Regions from separate parts of the Mus musculus genome. Here all the other regions are linked to region 1. The links are chromatin loops, found by intact Hi-C in ENCODE. Cell type or tissue: heart. All regions are shown on one strand. Region 1 has its middle 49 kb from the start of 1700072O05Rik. Region 2 holds the start of Cecr2 (CECR2, histone acetyl-lysine reader). Region 3 overlaps Cecr2 (CECR2, histone acetyl-lysine reader). Region 4 overlaps Cecr2 (CECR2, histone acetyl-lysine reader).

Evidence for each region. Hi-C counts contacts between places; a loop is a spot of excess contacts. Peaks named below come from ENCODE experiments on the same cell type or tissue, not always from the same donor. Only the 100,000 strongest peaks of a DNase experiment are listed, where the experiment ranks them.
Region 2: it touches region 1 in a loop (2.4-fold over the local background); 11 of 42 quality-filtered maps call a loop at or near these places.
Region 3: it touches region 1 in a loop (2.1-fold over the local background); 10 of 42 quality-filtered maps call a loop at or near these places.
Region 4: it touches region 1 in a loop (7-fold over the local background); 10 of 42 quality-filtered maps call a loop at or near these places.

Annotation. Positions count from the first base shown.
Region 1 is chr6:120,601,552-120,606,551 of GRCm38, reverse strand. No RefSeq gene overlaps it. Among named protein-coding and RNA genes, the nearest start is that of 1700072O05Rik, 49 kb to the right of the region's middle. In heart, a CTCF peak has its summit at 2,897 (motif pointing left); a DNase peak (open chromatin) is centred at 2,441; H3K27ac peaks cover 1,151 bases.
Region 2 is chr6:120,663,140-120,668,139 of GRCm38, reverse strand. Cecr2 (CECR2, histone acetyl-lysine reader) reads right to left here and starts at 1,826. Exons shown (of 19, transcript NM_001368706.1): 1 at 1,433-1,826. The coding sequence starts at 1,558. In heart, a CTCF peak has its summit at 2,186; DNase peaks (open chromatin) are centred at 939, 1,889, 2,039 and 2,549; H3K4me3 peaks cover 3,662 bases; H3K27ac peaks cover 3,018 bases; H3K27me3 peaks cover 278 bases.
Region 3 is chr6:120,671,393-120,676,392 of GRCm38, reverse strand. All of the region lies in intron 1 of Cecr2 (CECR2, histone acetyl-lysine reader), which reads right to left. Among named protein-coding and RNA genes, the nearest start is that of Cecr2, 7.6 kb to the right of the region's middle. In heart, CTCF peaks have their summits at 1,306 (motif pointing right) and 2,070 (motif pointing right); no DNase peak of the experiment used is centred here.
Region 4 is chr6:120,733,981-120,738,980 of GRCm38, reverse strand. It overlaps Cecr2 (CECR2, histone acetyl-lysine reader), which reads right to left. Exons shown (of 19, transcript NM_001368706.1): 5 at 4,319-4,423; 6 at 1,833-1,882; 7 at 656-825. Among named protein-coding and RNA genes, the nearest start is that of Slc25a18, 37 kb to the left of the region's middle. In heart, CTCF peaks have their summits at 2,059 and 2,262 (motif pointing right); no DNase peak of the experiment used is centred here.

The DNA.
Region 1 (5,000 bases):
CAATTCTGCAAGAGATGGAAGGAGACTGGAGAAGCTCCAGCCTGAAGTACAAAGTGTAGCAGCAGAAGCGAGAGAGACTCTTCCTCAAAAAAAAAAAAAAGATGTGGATGAAGAAATGGCTACCTCAGTGTTCTATTACTGTGAAGAGACATCAAGAGAAGGCAACTCTCATAAAAGAAAGCATTTAATTGTTACTTATTACAGTTTCAGAGCTGTAGTCCACGATGGGGGGTGGGGGGAACATGGCTGAATGCAGGCAGACCTGGGGCTGGCTAAGAGTCTGAGAGTTCTTTATGGGGACCTGTAGTCAGCAGGATGAGAGAGACAGTGGGTATGGCTTGGGCTTTTGAAACTTCAAAGGCTATCTATCCCTAGTGATACACTTCCTCCTACAAAGTCAGACCTACTCCTACAAGGCCAAACCTCCCAATCCCTAAGTATTCAAACCTACGAACCTATGAGGGCCATTCTTATCCAACCCACTATGGTAGCTCAGGAGTTTAGAGACGCTGCTGCTCTTCCACCTTCCCGGCACCTACGTGGCGGCTCACAATTGTAAATCCAGTTCCAAGGGATCCAATATCCTCTTCTGGAGTCCTCAGGTACCAGGCATGCACATGGTACAGACATACAATCAGGCAAAACACACACACAGACACACACACACACAGACACACACACACACACATAGACACACACACACACACACACACACATAGACAAACACACACACACACACACACACATGTGAGGTACATGCCTGAAATTCCAGTATTGGAGAGGTTGAGGCAGGAGGATGAGGAATGCAAGGTCATCTTTTAATACATACTGAGTTCCAGACCAGCTTGCACTATTTGATATCCTATCACAAACAAACAAGCCAGCTGGGCATAGGGGCAGAGATAGGGTGCTTGCCTGGTGCGTGTGACGCCCTGCCCTGCTTTTAATTCCTAGTACTGCTGTAAGAGATACTTTTTAATTTATTAATTTCATTAATTAATAATTTATTAATTTATGTAGGTTAATTATTTATTTAGGTTTTTTGAGTCAGGGTTTCTCTGTGTTGCCCTGACTATTTTGAAACTCACTCTGTAGACCAGGCTGGCCTCTAAACTTACAGAGATCCTCCTGTCTCTGCCTCTGGAGTGCTGGGATTAAAGGCATTTGCCACCACCACCCAGCTAGGTACATAATTTTTAACAACTGGACATTCTGGTGGCCCCACACCTGTTATCTTAACACTTCAGAAGGGAAGGCGGGAAGTGCGGTATTTCAAAGCCATTCTTTGTCAAACAGTGAGCTCCAGACCAGCCTGGGAAATACAAAAAGTCAAAATAAACTGCAAACAGGGGTGGGGGTAGTGATGCAGATACATCATCTCTACTTGCCCACCATGCATCAAACTCTGGGTTTGATCCCTGGAACAAAACAATTAGAGATGTGTAAATTCTTTTTATTCTTTTCTTTGACTGTAATCGCTGTTTGATCTTGGGTTTTGGTTTGAAGTTACACAGTAACAATAAGAATGCAGTGTGTGTGCGCGCCGTTGCTCTTTTGATTTTGTTTGCTTGCTTGCTGCATGGTGCATTTAGTTACCCTTTATTTGGAGATAAGGCATCCGAGCGTGCTAAAATTGTCACTTGCTAGTGAGATAAACATCAGTTATTGTCACCTTGTCCTCTAGATGGTGTGGCAGATTTTGTGAAGGGCAGGCCTCATTGGAGTTCAGCTTTAAACAAAGTGAAGGGGTGTCCCGTCAAGGATATTTTAATTGGCTGTCTGCATTGTGTACAGTCATTAGATAATTGTCAGCCTGTCTTTCAGCTCCTGCTGTACAGACTGGCTGTGGAAGACAGCCTGTGGGAAAGAGATTAGGGAGGTGAGAGCCCATGGGGCTGCAGACACAAGCTACCACAGCCAGCCAGGGGGCCAGATGAGGAGACAAAGAGCCTGGAGCTGGGGAAGAAAAAGGCACTGGGCACTTTGGAGGACACAGGAAGGACCTGGGCTGGATGCAATGTTGGAAACTCCCTCAGGAGTCAAGGCCCTGAGCTGGGAACAGCTCAGCTGGTAGAATGCTCACCCACAATTTACAAAGCTCCATTTTGTATCTCAGAATAAACTGGGTGTGGTGGCAGGAACATTGGGTGTTCAAGATAGGCCTCAGCTTTACAAGGAGATCAAGGCCAGCCTGGGCTACAGGACAGCCTTATCTGAGCAGGGAGTGGGAGGGAGGAAAGAGAATTCAGAAGCCATAGAAGCAGTTGTTCAGGAAGAGCTGCCTACTAGGGAAGTGACTGGTGCCTGACACAAGATGACTCAAGTTGTACAGCCAAGAAATTAGAAAAACAGGCAAGGATTTGGAGTGAACTAATTCCCACTATGTGAGAGAGTGGCGTGGCGGGAACATTCTAGTCCTAGTGTTGAGCTGGCCCAGAAGGGAGAGTTCTCCAGGAAGTAGTGACCTCGGTGGGAGGAGACTGAACACTAGCTCACAGCAGGGCAAGGGAGAGAGGCTAAGATCACACTGGGAACAGAGGTTGTGAATGCCAAAAGGATTTAGGGCTGGCTCCCGAAGCCAGAGACCCTGGACTCCACCTCAGCCCTGAAACTAAGAAATAGCCAAACAGAAGCTAAAGAAAAAGCCCAGCAGTGGCCATCACTGCCTTTAATCCCAGCAGATGCAGGCGGATCTCAATGTGTTCGAAGCCAGCCTGGTCTACAGAGTGAGTTCCAGAACATCCAGGGCTACACAGAGAAACCCTATCTTGGAAAAAAAATTAATGAATTAACTAAAGAAAAATACAAGCCTGGTGCTGGAGGGATGGCTCAGTGGTTGAGAGCACTGGCTACTCTTGCAGAGGAGCTGGGTCTGATTCCCAGCAGGGGATCCAGCGCCCCCTTCTGGACTCCAAGGGCAGCAGGCATACAAAGTACACAGACATACATGTAGGCAAAACACCCATGTGCATAAAATAAAATAATAATTAAAACAAAGCAAAGAGCATTCCTAGTGGCTGATCCCTCATATTTGTCTGTTGAATAAAGTTTTTAAATTTTTAAATTTAATTTAATGTTATGTGTGTATGTTATCTGCATGCATGCATGTCTGTGCAACATGTCTGCCTGCTGCCTTCAGAGACAAGAAGTCATGCAATCCCCTGGAAATGGAGTTAACAGATGACTGACAACTGCCCTATGGGTGCTGGGAATAAAACCCAGATTCTCTGGAAGAGGATCAAGTGATCTTAATCCCTGAGTCATTTTTCCAGCCCCCAAATAAAGTTTTATTTGAAAAAGATCATTTCTGGCTGGGCAGTGGTGCACATGCCTTTAATCCCAGCACTTGGGAGGCAGAGGCAGGTGGATTTCTAAGTTCGAGGCCAGCTTGGTCTACAGAGTGAGTTCCAGGAAAGCCAGGGCTACACAGAGAAACTCTATCTCAAAAACCAAAACCAAAACCAAACCAAACCAAACCAACAAAAAAAATCATTTCTGGAAATGGCAAGACTGCTCAGTGCATAGTGATGTTTGCTGCCAAACCTGATGACCTGGGTTTGAGCTCTGGAACCCATATGGTAGCAAGAACCAACTTCCAAAAGTGGTCCTCTTGACCTTCACACACATGGAGTGTGCATATGCATACACAAAATAAGTGTAGAAAAACGAATGAATGAACACCCCAACTTTTTTGGGGGGGTTTTTTCGAGACAGGGTTTCTCTGTGTAGCCCTGACTGTCTTGGGACTCACTCTGTAGACCAGGCTGGCCTCAAACTCAGAAATCTGCCTGCCTCTGCCTCCCAAGTGCTGGGATTAAAAGCATGCGCCACCACACCCGGCCCAACACCTCAACTTTTAAAGGAAAAAAAAAAAAAAGAACATTTCACATTTCAGCCAAGTAGTCAGTGGTACACACCTTTAGTCCTAGCAGTTGGGAGGCAGAGGCAGGTGGATTTCTGAGTTTGAGTCCAGCTTGGTCTACAGAGTGACAGAGTGAGCTCCGTGACAACGAAGGCTACACAGAGAAACTCTGTCTTAGTACACACACCCAGAAAGAAAGAAAGAAAGAAAGAAAGAAAGAAAGAAAGAAAGAAAGAAAGAAAGAAAGACAGAAAGACAGAAAGAGAGAGAGAGAAAGAACAGAAAAGAAAAGAAAAGAAAGAAAAGAAAAGAAAAGAAAAGAAAAGAAAAGAAAAGAAAAGAAAAGAAAAGAAAAAAAGCATTTCTGAAATCCAACCCCTCTTAATTTCATCTACTAAAAAAGAGGTCACTCAACGGGTAGTGATGGCGCACGCCTTTAATCCTAGCACTTGGGAGGCAGAAGCAGGCAGATTTCTGAGTTCGAGGACAGCCTGGTCTACAGAGTGAGTTCCAGGACAGCCAGGGCTGCACAGAGAAACCCTGTCTAAAAAAAACCAAAAAAAGAAAAAAAAAAAAGAAAAAAAAAAAGAAAAGGAAGGAAAGAAAAAAAAAAGAAAGAAAAGAAAAAAAAAGAGGTCACTCTAGCTAGGGATGAGGCTCAGTTAGTAGGATGCTATCTTAGTGTCTCAGTCACTGTTCTATTGCTGTGAAGAGACACCAGTAAGTCTTATAAAAGGAAGCATTTAATTGGGGGCTTGTTTACAAGTTTCAGAGGCTTAGACCATTTTCATCACAGCAGGGGAGCATGGTAGCAACACAGACAAGTATTGGAGCAGTAGTTTCAAGATAGGATCTCACTGTGTAGCCTTAGCTGTCCTGGAGCTCACAGAGATCTGACTGCCTCTGTCTCCTGAGTGTTAGAATTAAAGGCATACACCATTGCACTAAGTGTCTGAGACCTTTATATCTTGGTCCACAGGCAGAGAGAAAAGGAGAGACAGACAGAAAATGAGCAGCAACTGGACCTTGCATAGGCTTTTGAAACCTTAAATCCCATTCCCAGGGGCACACTTTCTCCAAAAGGCCACATCTCCTAATCCTTCTCAAATAGTGCCACTCCCTGATGACTAAGCAGGCA
Region 2 (5,000 bases), 62 kb before region 1:
CACAAAAATGGTCCTTACACTCCTGTTCAAACTTTGTAAATAAACGCTTTGAGTTGCGTTTAATTGCCAAGTTTCATTTTCCTAAAGCCTGGAGAAGCCCACGACCTGGAAAATCCTACCAACCTTTTCACTTTGTTTTAAAGTCCCTCCAAAAGCCATCGAATGGCCCCAACTTCAGTCCACATTCCTCTTCACCTTCCTAACCTACACCCCTTGTAATCGGTTTAGATTTCCAATTTCGTTAACTTTGCAACACGAGGAAATTCCCACGCTTCATTCATAGAAGCAAGTGATATTTCTGCAAACACAACGGACTTTAAAAAATAAAGGTGTGCGAAGACCTCAAGAGTCAACAAATTAAAATCAAGATTCGGGGGGGGGGGGGGTGAAGAGGCAACCACAACGGTCAGACTTCCCAAATAAATTACTTTAATTTTGATTACTTCCATTGTAAAGGCAGTCACAAAACTGAAAACAGTAACTGACCAACAACAGTTTCTTGTACCTTTGTCCCAAGGAAGAAAAAAAAAAAAAAAAAGGGTGATTAAGTCCCTACAGACAGGAAAAAAAGCAACTCAACCTGCCAACCAATCAGTATTTCACAATTCCTTCCAAAAATAAATGCCAGGATGCTGCTTCGGACCATCTTATACATTCCGTTTCCCACACTCCCGCCACCGTCCTTGTCATTAGGACCCTCGGATTTTAGTCCAGTTATCACAAAGCCTCGGGTCTTGAAAGCACCTTCGGCCTGGCCAGAAAGCCATTCCTTTCCTCCTCGCTCGCCCGGGGGAATAATGGTGGCGAAATCAACTCAGAGAGAGAGCTCCCGGAATACGGACGGCTGCGCCTTCCTCCGTAGAGGAGCTGTTTTAAAAGGGAGGGGGGCCCAAACTTTCCCTCCACAGTCTCGGCGTCCCGAGCGACGGTGAGCGACGGGCGGTCCCACAAGGAGAACGCCCCAAGCCCAGGCCCCATCTGCGCCCGCCCGAAGTTGACTCGAAGCGCCCGAGAGTTACGGGCCTCCGCAAGTCCGCCAAGTGCGACCCGGGCGAGCGTCTCCCGAGCAACGCCGCCCCTGCCCGAGGCCGCTCCCGCCCCGCCGCTGTGGCCCCCGGCGCGTGAGCCCGCATCGCGTCCCGGTCCCCGCCTGAGCAGCTGCTCGCCGCCTCCGAGGCTCCAGCGGGGAGCGCGCGCGCACTCTCGCCCTCAGACCGGCCGAGAAGTCCCGGGAGAGCCCCGGGGTCCCGCGCCGACAAAAGCAGGCTCGACCCCCGCCGGCGAGAGCGCGCGGGGCCACGGGGAGCCCGTGCCGGCCGCCAGCCTCGTGCCCGCCGCCGAGCCCCCTCGCCGCCCGCACTCCGCGCCAAGTCGGCGGCCCGCGACTCCCCGCAGAGAAGCGCGGAGAAAGGGCGCAGCGCCGGCTACTCACCTCGATCTCGAAGTCGGGCAGGCGGAACGCCGTGCGAAAGAGCGAGCAGAAGTGCGCGATGGCCGGGACTTCCCACCAGGAGCGGAGCTCGCCCAGCCCGGCCGCGCCGCCTTCCTCCGGGCACATCTCCCCGCCGCGCTCGCTCACTCGCTCTCGCTCGCTCGCTCGGACTCCGGCCGCCGGCAGCGCCTCTCACTCAGCGCGCGGCGGCTCCCGCCGCTCGGCGTGAGCTCAAGCGGAGGCGCGGCCGGGCGGGGGGCGGCGGTCCGACTCGCTCAAGCGGCCGCTGCTCGGGCAGCCGGCGGGGGCCGCGCGCTCGCCCCGTCCCGCCGCGGCCGTGCGGCCGCCCCCAATCCCATACAATATAATCCACTCAGCGCTGAGGAAAACAGATGGGGCTGGGGGTGGGGAGGGGGCCCGGCAGAAACCTGGGAGGAGGGGCCGCCCACGAGGAGGGGGCGGGGCCGGCGCGCACCACAACAACAACCCCGCCCCCACCCCTGCGCGGACAGCTGCACCGAGGGCGGGGGAGGGGGAGCGGGCGAGCCGCGCCCGGGGAGGGGCCGCCCGTGACGCGGAGGGGCCCGCGCGCAGCCCGCGGGCGGCCGGGCGGGTGGGAGCCGCGCTCTGCCGTGCAGGTGTTTGGGGCCGGGGAGTTCGGCGACTTTGGTGACGGAAGACAATAAGGGTCTCTCCCACCCCCACGTGGCCTCAGTGGTCGAGTCCTTTTAAAGGGCCCGCGGGGTGGTGCTCTTGCTGGGGACTCGCTCCGGGAGTGCGCACGTGTGGGATTTCAGTTATTACTGCTGTGGAGGGTGGCGCGGGACAGAGCGAGTGGGACGTCCACGCTGGAAACCGGAGGCCCGGGGAAACGACGCGCTTTCCACCTGTTCTTTAGCGCTTTTTTATTTTTATTATTATTACTATTATTAGCCTATCTGAGAACGGGACTTAAGGGAGCGCTAAAGTGCCTCGCTTCTCCAAGGGAAGAAGGTGGTGGGGCTGGTTCGGCTGGAACCGAGTAGGATGGAGGGGTAGAGTGTGGCGGGAAGGGTGGAGTAGGGGGGAGGCACCAATCAGCAGCCTAGCGGGAAGAGCAATTTCCCCCACCCCAGGGAACGGACACGTGCAGCCGCCCTGGAGGAGACTGGCTTTGAGCCCTCTGACTGCCCTCGCCGGAGCGGAGCGCGGCTGCTGCGGGCGCGAGTGCTCACAATGTGGCTGGGAGGCTGGGGGATGGGGAAGAGCCTGGAGACTAAGGACGTGTGTCCGGGTGGGGGTGGAGACCTGCCCGGGCTGCGGGAATACGCTCCGAGAGGAAGGTGCTCGGACTTTAGAAAAGTTAACTGCTATTTAGGACGGTGGAATTCTGTCTAAACCGGAAGGGGAAAAAATCACCCCCGAAATAGCCCAGAAGTTTGGAAAAACTACGTTGTAGTAGCGCCTATTTGTATTGGTCATTTGCGCTTGAGCAGTTCTACTCTAAGAGTCCTGGCTGCTTCTTTAGTCCACCTCGCCAGAAACACCGCCCCTTAGGTGCACTCAAATTCGGCTGTTTAGATAGGTACAACCCTGGAAAGAATAATAGGGAGCGAGTTTGTGAGATAGATGTGTAAGTGGGAGGCCTGGCTCGTTCCTCCTCCCTCACCTATTCTAATTACTTTAATAACTAACCTCTTGTGTCTTTGTAAGGCAGCACTTAAAAACACTAAAATCCTTAAGTTATATATCCAAGTGTGCCTTTTGTGAGCCAACTAACCTTAAGATACTTCATCTTCCCTCACACTGCCCTGTAGGTGAGAGTTAGCAACCCCTACACGCTATCTATCCCATTTTTATTTTTAAAGTTTGTTTTTGAATGTTTTCAAAACGCAGCTACTCTGTAGATACCTCATGAATGGGGGTGGAGGGATACAGGAGGGCTCCGTGGAACTTTTTTGTGAGTCTGTAGCCCAGGCTGGAGCCTCCATGTTTGACTTGCCCTGAACTGCTGTGCTCTTCATGTATCACACCATTTTCCTTTGAAAAGGGTTGCATGAAGCCCAGACTAGGGAGCAACAAGCTCTCTGCACCTTGAACCAATCCTTCCTGCACTTGCTGGGTGCTGGGGTTACAGACACTCTGGGTGCTGTGGCGTTTCTTAACATACTTGTGTCAAAGCCATTATGTTCTGACTGTTTGTTTGATCCTTCCTCCCTGGTCTCCCTGATCCTCCTATCACTCACTTCCATCTTTATCTTTTATCATTATCTAACCTTCTTAGCTGGCATCTCAGTTGTCATTACTATAGCCTAATAATAATTAACAATACCAGAAAGCAGAAAGATAAGAGAGATTTGGCTCCTTCTTAATCACTGTGATATTGAGTGCTCGTTATACCCACTACTCACCCCCATTGTAACTTCTCCCTCTGCTTATTCTCATGCTGCCAAAAGTCCTGGAAATGAAAGGTGTTGGGAGCCTGGAAGTGCTGTACTTCTGCCCCTTAAAGGGGGTCAAGATGATCGGGACCTCCTTCCTCTGAATGGATTTGCCTCAGAGGCCTGTGTCTGCTTGAATGTCCCATATGGGTTAGTGTGACACCAGCCATTGACTATTACCAATATGCAACTCTGTTTCAGTCTGGCTCTGGTCCGACGGTTCTTAGGTCCGACCATTGGATTAGACTGGCTACTGTTGAACAGCCACTTCCTGGACTTGGCAGCCCTGGATCCTTGACTCGGCTCCGAACACTAGTTTTGCCTTTCCCTATGCCTACCTGCTTCAGACCTGTCTCCTGGACTAACTTGGAATCTAGAATAAGGACCCCTGTGGGAATGCAAGTATGGGAATTCTTAAAACAATTGTCACCTGTTTGGATTGTTCCTTTTGCTCTTGATTTGTTCCAACCTAGCCCATTCTCTCTCAGATCACCAGAGTTAGCTAAGTCTTCCCTATACCATGTCTCACTCTTGTTCTTTTCTACTCTTGAGCAGTGCCTTTAACCTCCAGTGATGCTGAGGCTACCTGGAAATAATTCTTTTATTCTCTCTACAGCTTCCATTTCATAACCTCTTCTCCCTGGGTATTTTCCATTAAAGGGGAAATTAGTCCTGACAACTTGAGTTTGAGCCCCTGACCCCACTTGGTAGAAGAAAGAGAATCAAACACCATCTTGGCACACATGCACACCCACACACATAGAAAACAAAAGCATGCCGGGCAGTGGTGGCACACGCCTTTAATCCCAGCACTTGGGAGGCAGAGGTGGCAGATTTCTGAGTTCAAGGCCAGCCTGGTCTACAGAGTACAGAGTGAGTTCTAGGGCAGCCAGAGCTATACAGAGAAACCCTGTCTCCAAAACACCAAAAGAGAAAAAAAAATTTTTTTTTAATTTAAAAAAAAAAGAAAGAAAAAAAAGCACTCGGGAGGTAGAGGCCCAAGAATCACAAGTTTAAGTCTAGCCTCCACTACACAAAACCAAAGACTAGTTTAGATTACATGAGAATCTGTTTCCTTTTCTTTTCTTTCTTTTTTTTTTTTAAGATTTATTTGTTTTATGCAAGTACACTGTCGCTCTCTTCAGACA
Region 3 (5,000 bases), 70 kb before region 1:
AAATTACATTTGAAACCTGTGTGTAGCTAATGAAGTACAAGACACAGGACACAACAACATTAATTCAAAGAACAGCGAGAGAGGAAAAAAAAAAGCTGCAGAACTTCACAGTTTACTTATATGAAGTCTGGGGTTTAGCACCACGATACAGGCCCAAAATTCTACCCCTCCTCCACAGTGCCCAGAACAAGCCCAGAGACATCAGGAGTTGAGCACAACAAAGGAATGAAAGAAAAAAACAAGGGAGGGTGTCAACCACTGAGACTCAGTTAAAAGAGAATGTTAAGAAGGTGCAGCAGGCTGGATGTGTGGCTCATGGCAGAGAGAGCCTGGCTTAGCATGTCCATCTTCAGGTTCCAGCCCAATGTGTGGGGGCAAAGGGAGGGGGAGGGGAGGGGAGGGGAAAGGGAGAAGGGGAGGGGCTACAAACAAGTGTCAAAAGCCATACATAGGTGAACATATCTTAAAATGTTTCATATCTTTCTTACTTTTATTGTTTTTCAAAACAGGCTTTCCTGGCTGTCCTGGAATTCACTCTGTACACTAGGCTGGCCTCAAACTCACACAGATCCATCTGCTTCTGCCTCCTAAATCCTGGGATTAAAGGAATACACCATCATAGCACTTCCTGTTTTATAGCTTTCTTCCAAGAAACTCAGAGCACTCCACAGAACTCTAAGACCAGTTTAATCACCATCACAATACCATCTTTCCTCCAAACCAAAATAACACATCACCAGGTATAGTGGCACATGCCTTCAATCCCAGCACTCAGGAGGCAGAGGCTCTATGGTTTTGAAGGAAATTTAAAGGCCCATCCTAGGGGAAAAAAAAAAAAAAGATAGAAAAGATAAAAAGGAAGAAGAAGCCAGGCAGTTGTGGCACACGACTTTAATTCCAGCACTTGGGAGCAGAGGCAGGCAGATTTCTGAGTTCGAGGCCAGGACAGCCTGGTCTACAGAGTGAGTTCCAGGACAGCCAGGGCTACACAGAGAAACCCTGTCTTGAAAAAACAAAAACCAACAACAACAAAAGAAAGAAGTAGGGATTGATAACCAAGTATCTGTTTACCAGATTTCTGTTTGGCATGTACAGTAACAGGGAGCAACTTCAACTTCCTTCAGAAGCTGGGTGCATGATTTTAATCCCAGGACTGGGGAAGTAGAAAGACAGGCAGAATCGAGGCTAGCTTGGTCTACCGGACTTGAAACACCAAGATTGTCAGGAGCTAAAGGCCAACCTAGACTACACAAAGTTATAGTTTGGCATCAACTACAATGAGATTCTGTCTTTTTGCCCTGCCTGAAGTGGCCAGGAGGTGGTAGCGCACACCTTTAATCCTAGCATTTAGGAGGCAGAGGCAGACAAACCTGAGTTTGAGACCAGCCTGATATACACAGAGCTAGTTCCAGGACAGCCAGCTCTTTGCAGACAAACCCCGTCTTTAAAAAATGGGGGGTGGGAGATAACATAACTCAAGACACTCATTCTCCAGAATCCCTCCAAATCTCACGCATATAACATCAGTTCAGTTTGAGAACAACAGAATTAGTGAAGATGTCAACCTTCAAAAGCTTCAGCCAGCCGGGCATGGTGGCACACGCCTTTAATCCCAGCACTTCGGAGGCAGAGGCAAGCGGTTTTCTGAGTTCAAGGCCAGCCTGGTCTACAGAGTGAGTTCCAGGACAGCCAGGGCTACACAGAGAAACCCTGTCTCGAAAAAACCAAAAAAAAAAAGTTCCAGTCAAAGAAGCTTATTTAGAAGCAAGTTTGCAGTGAAAAGAGAAAGAAATCCACATAATTCACACACATACCAAGCAAGTATGGACCTGCAGCTTCTATCTGGTACAAAACTAACTTGTAAAGTATGGAGAGTTGCTTTGAGTTAACCCATGGTATTAGCCACACTTAGAAAGTCCCTCCTAGAAGCCAGGAATCAATCATCTAGTCTGAAATTCCCATGCTACCAAAGTAATCTTACTAAGATGACACTTCGTGTCAAGGGCAAGTGAGAGCCATGATTCATGCCTTTTGAAAACGTGTTCCAGATTTGAAATGCGGTAGTAGAGCTGGCATGGCCAGTAGGAGGCAGCAGGTCCAGCTGTCTACACCACTACGTTTTGACTCTTCCATGGACAGAAGATGGCTTTCAACCCTCTGCTGCCACAACTCTCATTCTGGAACCTTAACACCCATGGAAGTCCACCTTTAGACTCTGTTATCAAGGCCTATACTACCCAAGTTGGATTTTACGTTTTCCTGTGTTCCAGAAAATGAAGCAAAGCTGAAGTTACAAAGCAAGCCAAATACCAAACCAAAATGGAGTGTCCTTCATGGATGAGAGACCAACCCTTCTGTAACTGTGGGAGATTCTCAACTCTCTGAAGCTCCCAGTGGTACAAAAGGAGGAAAAAAAAAAAATGGGGGTGGGGCCAGGAAACTAGAAAGCCTTTCTTTTTAAAAGGCTGGAAAAAAACAGAAAGATGAGCTTTCCCAAAGCTCCTTTACAAAAGGACATCCTCCACTTCAGGATCCCAAGATGCATCATGGATTTCCTCTTGTGCAACTGTCCTCCTCATCCCTCTATAGAGAAAGAGGATTCTGACTCTTCAAAAGGTAGAAAGCAGGAAGTTTTAAAAAGGATCTTCTGTGGACCAACAATATACAACTGTGTGGATGACAGCTACAGGTTGTGGTCAGCCCCAGGGACACAGTTCGTGTTTTCGGTTGAGGCTGGAGAGAAGCTTAGTAGGTAACAGCACTGGCTGCTCTTCCACAGGACCCAGGTTCAATTCCTAGCACGCACATGGTGGCTTGAAGCTTTCTGTAACTCCAACCTCAGAGGATCCTTTCTCTTCTGGCCTCTAAGGGCACAAGGTACAGATTTGTATGCAGACAAAACAAAGATACACATAAAAATAGTAATTTTTAAAAAATTGTTTTGTTTCTATTTTTGAGACAGGGTCTTTCATAGTCCTGGCTGGCTTAGATCTTACTACGTATGTGTAGCCCAGGTTGTCCTTGAATTCAAAAGAAATCCACCTGCCTCTACTCCAGAGTGCTGAAATTAAAGGTGTTCACTACCCCACCCATCTCTAAATAACTAATCTAAGTCATTTATCTCAGGTCCATTCAAATGCTATCTCAACATACAATCTCTATCCCTCTCTTAAATTGAAGAAGCCATTCCTTAGCATGACCCTGTGCAAGCCTCCCTGGACTTCATTTCTTACACCCTGTGACATACTGTATCATTTGTCCACTAAGAAGAGGGCAGGTGCTTTTGAAACTTAATTTTTATTAATTTATTTTGTATTAGCTGGACATGGTGGAACCCTTAAGAACAACTACTTGGGAGGCAGAGTCCAGCCTGTTCTACAGAGTGAGTTCCAAGAAAACCAGGGCTAAAAAGAGAAAGCCTGTCTCAGAAAATAGTAACAACTTTGTGTGTGTCTATGTGTGTGTGTAATATATGTATGCCATGGAACACATGTGGGGGTCAGAGGAAAACTTGAAGGGGTTGGTTCTCTCATCCTAATCATGTTTGGTTCAAGGGATAAAATTCAAGTCCTCACAGTTGGCAGCAAACTCCTTTATCCATTGAAGAATCTCACCCACCAAGAGAGCAAGTATTTTTGTGTTACACACATAGCTGTATCTCCATGAGCTAGTACCCTGCCAAGCACATAGATGCTTTATAAACATTTGTCAATAGGAATTATTACATTAACTTGACTCTCTGCACTTACTTCAGAAATTTTAAAAATATCAGACAAGGGGACTCATACTTAAAACCCAGCATTCCAGACGCTAAGTCAAGAGAATTATAACAAGTTCTAAGACAGCCTGAGTTACAGAGTAAAAACAACCCTGTCTCAAAAACAAAAAAGCTAGGCAGTACAGTCACACGCCTTTAGTCCCATTGTACTCAGGAAGCAGAGGCAAGTGGATCTATAGGAGTTCAAGGCCAGTCTGGGACAAGATCCAGGACAGCCAGGACTATACAGAGAAACTCTGTCTCAAAAGACTCAAAATAAAATATAGGGTGACGGGATGGCTCAGTGGGTTAGTTTTAGCCATGAAACCTAAAAGGCTAGATTGAGATTCCCAGAACACACATAAAGCCACCAGATATTTCAAACATGTAAGAAGCTACACTCCGCCGGGCGTGGTGGTGCACGTCTTTAATCCCAGCACTCAGGAGGCAGAGGCAGGTGGATTTGAGTTCGAGGCCAGCCTGGTCTACAAAATGAGTTCCAGGACAGCCAGGGCTACACAGAGAAACCCTGTCTCAAAAAAACAAAAAAGAAGCTACACTCCAGCTTGTCCTGATCTCCATATATGAAACACATACCTAATGAAAAAATAAAGATCTTTTGAGCCAAGAACCCTTAGACATGCCTTCAATACAAATAATTAAAACGTCCACAAAACTGTGAAAAGACAACAGCAACACAGATTTTGGAGTAAAAGCCCTGAACCTAGGTAGAAATCCTGTGCACACAACCAACCTCCCCAAACTTCCAATCCCCACACATCTGTAAAATGAGGTTAACATCTACATAGTAGTTATGGGCAGCGAAGTATAATGAGACAGTATTTTTTAGATTTATTTATTTATTTCATGTATATGTGTGTACACTGCCGATGTCTTTAGTGGGCATCGGATCCCCATTACAGATGGTTGTGAGTCACCATGTGGTTGCTGGGAATTGAACTCTGGAAGAGTAGTCTGTAGTGCTCTTAACTGCTGAGCCATCTCTCCAGCCCACGAGACAGTATTTTTAAGAAAATACAATCCTATATGTCTCACTTACTAAATTACTATGACCTGTGATCTCTGTGACTTCAAGACCAGCCTGGTATACAAAGCAAGTTCCAAGACAGCCAGAGTTCTTAGAGACACCCTGCCTCGAAAAAACCAATAAGAGAGAATTTTATTGAAGTCTAATACCCACCCTGACAGCACTTGTTCCTATACACAAACAGAATCTATCCCC
Region 4 (5,000 bases), 130 kb before region 1:
GGGGGGATTGACACAGACAAAGATAGAGTGCACATGAGTGTAAGTACTCACAGAGTTCAGTATGAGCCTAGAGCTCGAACTACAAATAGTTTTGAGTCACCAAACATGGGTGCTGGGAACTGAATTGAATTTGGGTTCTCTGCAAAAGCAACATGCATGCACTTCTAACCCCCGAGCCACAATTTTGAATAACATCCAAAACATGAAAAGGGGGGCACAAAGTTATTTACTTGAAAATGTCATGTATAGGGTGTATGTAGACTGAAATATAGTTCGTAAAGTTTACACTCAGGTCAGAGAAACTACAAAACAGCTCAGGTGTAGTCAGGTGAGGAACTTTCACAGGTCTATAGGGACAAATGTTCAAAGGCTGACATTGTGAGGGCGAAATAGGTTAATTCCTAAAACGATCATTTTTCTTGGAGTGTGGGAGAGAGCAAACTTGGGCCAAGTTTTCTAGTAAAAGTAATAGGAAAACAAGAAAGCTGGTTCCAGTTTGCAAAAAGCCATTGTAAAGACTGCAGGCATTAGCCATGGACTTAGAAACATCATAAATGACACCAGGATAGGGAAAGCAGGTCCACACAGCTCCTACATTAACACCCAGTCCTATCAGGAAGGAACAGCATGGGCCTGAGCAGTAGGCAGGACCTACCTTCTGGGCAATCATGTTGCAAATTTCAGGCAGGAAGTCCTCGCTAAGGAGCTTGTAGAGTTGCCGCTCTCGGAGAGAGGTCCGCTCTCGGAAGCTCTCAGTGACCTGTCTCCATTCTTCTTCTGTTTGACACAGGAGCCACCAAGTACCTTGGCCTGGCCCTCGGGATCCTACAGAAAATGGATGGATTCACTAAAATAGAGCCTACACTAGACTTTTGTTCCTATTACCCTGGGTCATGACTCAAACAGAGGAATCATAAAAAAGGAGCTGCTAATCTTCTCAAGTCTGATAGCACGCTCTTTTCTTTCATAGAATAGGACCTCAATATGTTGCCTATGAAAGTGTTGAACTCCAGAGACTAAGTAAACCTCCTGCCTCAGCCCCAAAAGCATTGGGATTACAAGCACTTCACCCAGTGTCTAGAAAATAATATATACTTTTTTTTTGGGGGGGTGGGGTCTCATTATAGACTAGACTGGCCTTAAACTTGCCTACCTCTGCCTCAAAGTGCTGTGATTATTATACTTTTAGTTTTCCTATTATTATCATTGTTTGTAACCAGACAAATGCCTAGCAAAAACAAACAAGGAAAAACCCAAAACAACAACAAAACCCCTCTTATTGTGATTTAAAGAAAAATTTAACATTCTAGAAATGGTTAAAAATATATTATTTTTCTAGAAAAATGGTTTTGAAACTGAGATTGTGTACAAATTGGCTATTTCCTTCCAAATTTAAAACTTTTGGATACAGAATTAAGATCTAATCAAGGTGAGGTGTGGCATATTCCTTTAATCGCAGCACTTGGAAGGCAAAGGCAGGTGTCAAGCTGGTCTATAGAGTCAGTTCGAAGAAAGCCAGGGCTACACACAGAGAAACCTTGACTCAAAAAACTAAAATCTAATAATGCATTTATGTGTGTATGTATATACAAACATGCATGCATTCAATCCTTTCCAGGTCCCTAACTGCTTGTCTACGCAAATGTCTGTGGCATATACTGTGGCAGGTGACAGAACAGAACTAGTTCTCATCTTAAGTGTCTGAGATGGATGGCAGGGGAAAGGATGAAACAGGGAGCAACAAGCTGGAGGCAGTTGGAATCATCCTAATACAATGTATGACTGTAATATATGTATGAATCATGCTGAGAGACAGCAACAAATATCATTACCATTTCTTGTCTGTAGGTCAGATGTCAAGGAGTTTTCTTCCTGCTTTTCACTGAAAAACAAGAAAAAAGAGAAAATAATTAAAACACTCACATGCCCAAATTGTTTGTCTTTCTTGCAGGTGTGGATCCAGTAAACATAATGGTGGCTAGGACTGGAGTCTGTCAGAGTTCAAAGTTAGGAAGAATAATTCTAAAGAGAAATAAAACTAGAATGGATGGTGGGCTTGCTGCAGAGAACGGGAGTGCTGAGAGCCAAGTATCAAGGTTATGGTAGCACCACAATGAAAAGGGAAATGACAGTTGCGATTCTGGTGCTCTCTCGCTGTGGTTCTGGGCTACACTAGAAAGGAAGCTTACAGTTACACCCTTAGGAAGATGGACTATGAAACTGAACTGCCTCTGCTCAAGACTGTCACTTGCCAGTAGAGGGTAGTATAAGCCCATGTGTACCAATACAATGGTACAATGGTTCTATATCCCCAACATTAAGATAGGTATAAAACAGATTTCTGACTATAGAAGAATGTGTGGACTTCTCAGGAAATCCTTAAACAAATGCTCAATATATAGATCACAAGTGAGTACAGACACTTTCCAAAAGGAAGAAGGACCAGGCAGTTGTAATCTTAAATTTAACAGATCTTACATACTAGCCTAGCCATGTGATTTCTAAGAATTCTTCCCATTACCACCTTCTTGTTATTACAACCTTGCTATGTAGTTCAGGCTAGTCTGGAACTTAGGATCCTCCTGCCTTTGCCCCTCAAAGGACCTCCTTTCCCTCAGTCTCTCCTCCATTTTTGTCCCTGCAGTTCTTTTTGACAGGAATAATTAGCTGATCCGAGGCAGTTATATATACATATACAGCAGAGGACTGCCTGGTCTGGCCTCAATGAGAGATGATGTGCCTAACCTAGCTGGAGAGACTTGAGGCCCTAGGGGGTGGGGAGGCCTGGCAGAAGGGTGGAGGTGGCGGTGAGGTGCGGGTGGAGGCATTTTGTTGGAGACAGGGTGGAGGAGAAATGGGATGATGAGCTGTGTGTGTGTGGGGTGGGGGGGCAGAAAAAAAGAAAGAAAAAGAAAGAAAGAATGTAGGCTGGGGAGCTCCAGAGAACCTGGGGTCAGTTCCCAGCACCCACATAGGATAGCTCACAACTGTCTGTAACTCAAGGTCCAGTGGATACAACTCCCTCACACAGACATACATAAAAGACAAACACTAAATATGTACAAAAGAATAAGCAGATAAACTTTTTTTTTTTTTTTTTTGGTTTTTCGGTGTAGCCCTGGCTGTCCTGGAACTCATTTTGTAGACCAGGTTGGCCTCGAACTCAGAAATCCGCCTGCCTCTGCCTCCTGAGTGCTGGGATTAAAGGCACGTGCCACCACGCACCCCCGGCTACTTTTTTTTTTTTAAAAAGAAAGAAAACAGCTGGTCAAGCCACGTGAAGCAAGGCAGTAAGCAGCATGCCTCTATGGCATCTGCATCAGCTCCTGCCTTCAGGTTCCTGCACTGTTTGAGGTTCTGTCCTGACTTCCTTCAATGAACTGTGGCATCAAAGTGTAAGCCAAATGAACCCTTCTCTCCCCAATTTGCTTTTTGGTTATGTTGTTTCATCACGACAAGAGAAACGCTAAGATGGCCAGGTACCCAGGCACGGTGGTGCACATGTAATCGAAGTGTTAGGAAAGACAACCATGATCAAGGAGGACACCAACATCAAGTTCTGACCTCCACATGTCCACGCAACCTCATACTCACACAAAAATAGTAGACCTCCCTAAAAAGTAATGACATATAAAATATTTTATATATATTTTGTCATTGTGAATGTACATGTTCAAGCACCTTCTTTACTACAGTGGAAGAACTAAGCCAGATGGTGATGGCATACACCTTTAATCCCAGTACTAAGGAGACAGAGGTAGGTGCTTCAAGGCCAGCCTGGTCAACAGAACAAGTACCAGGATAGCCAGGGCAATAGAGATAGACACTGACGTTTAAAACAAAACAAAACCAAAAAACCAAAAACAAATACCCCACCTAAATCTGTAACCCAAATCCTTGTATATTCTATCAATTCACTATATCCATAGCTCACAAGTAACCCCAGAACAAATTTACCCCATTTTCTAGTGGTATAACACATTTTGAAATATACACTAAAAGGAATGTTTATCAAATACTATGGGTCAAGCACAGCCTTCATCTTCTTGTATTGCCATGTACTGTCCTGTGCAGTTTAATACTCACCAAATGAACAACTATCATCCAAATAAAGTAAGAGGCTCAAGCAGATAACCTGATAGATAGAGGTCATACAAACAGGGCTGCTTGATAATTTCATGTGGACTCTGACTCAGGTCTCTGTAAGCTATGACCTATGTCCTCTCTATGCACAAGTAAAAATAATAAAGATGAGGGGAAACTAAGGTACCTTCTAGTATGAGAGAGTCTATGAAAATGGAGCAATGAGATTTCTTACCTGGATATAATCTCCTCCTGTAGCTTTTTTCGCTTTGGAGGCCTTCCTCTTCTTTTGCCTGTTTTTCCAGGAACATTTGAGACATTTTTTTGCCTTTCACTTTCCCTAAGAAACAGTATCATTAAATAGAAATGTTCTGGCATAGTACTAACAACTAATATCATTTCTGCTATTAGTAATTACAGTGTTTTCTGCCATAAGGATATAAAAATGGATTATGCAAAATAGAAGAAACGGGGAATAGAGTGACTTCTCTTCCATAAGAATTTATGTGGAATCAGAGAAAACTGACATTTATTAAAAACAACCTAACACCTTCCTAGCAACAAATGGTGTTCATAACAGTAAGGAAGTCGCAATAAAGCCAGAGCATCACTCGCTCACGAGGCCACAGGAAGGAGGCCACCGCTTATGTACGAGGCACTTTGAAGGCCTTACTTTGCATCATACTAAGATTCTGCCATGGGATTATGGACCGTTGAGGCAGATTAATAATCCTAACAGGAAAAAGTACTCAAAGCTACTGTATTCAATAGTCTGTGGAACTGAAAAGGTTCTTATCTGGAATTTCTCCATGTTCCAATCATAGTATTTTTCACCAGTCTTGTGGCAGAGGCTATAGAGTAATTCCTTTGTATTTTTAGTAAAAAACTCTTTGCTATTGTATTTCAGGCATGCCAAT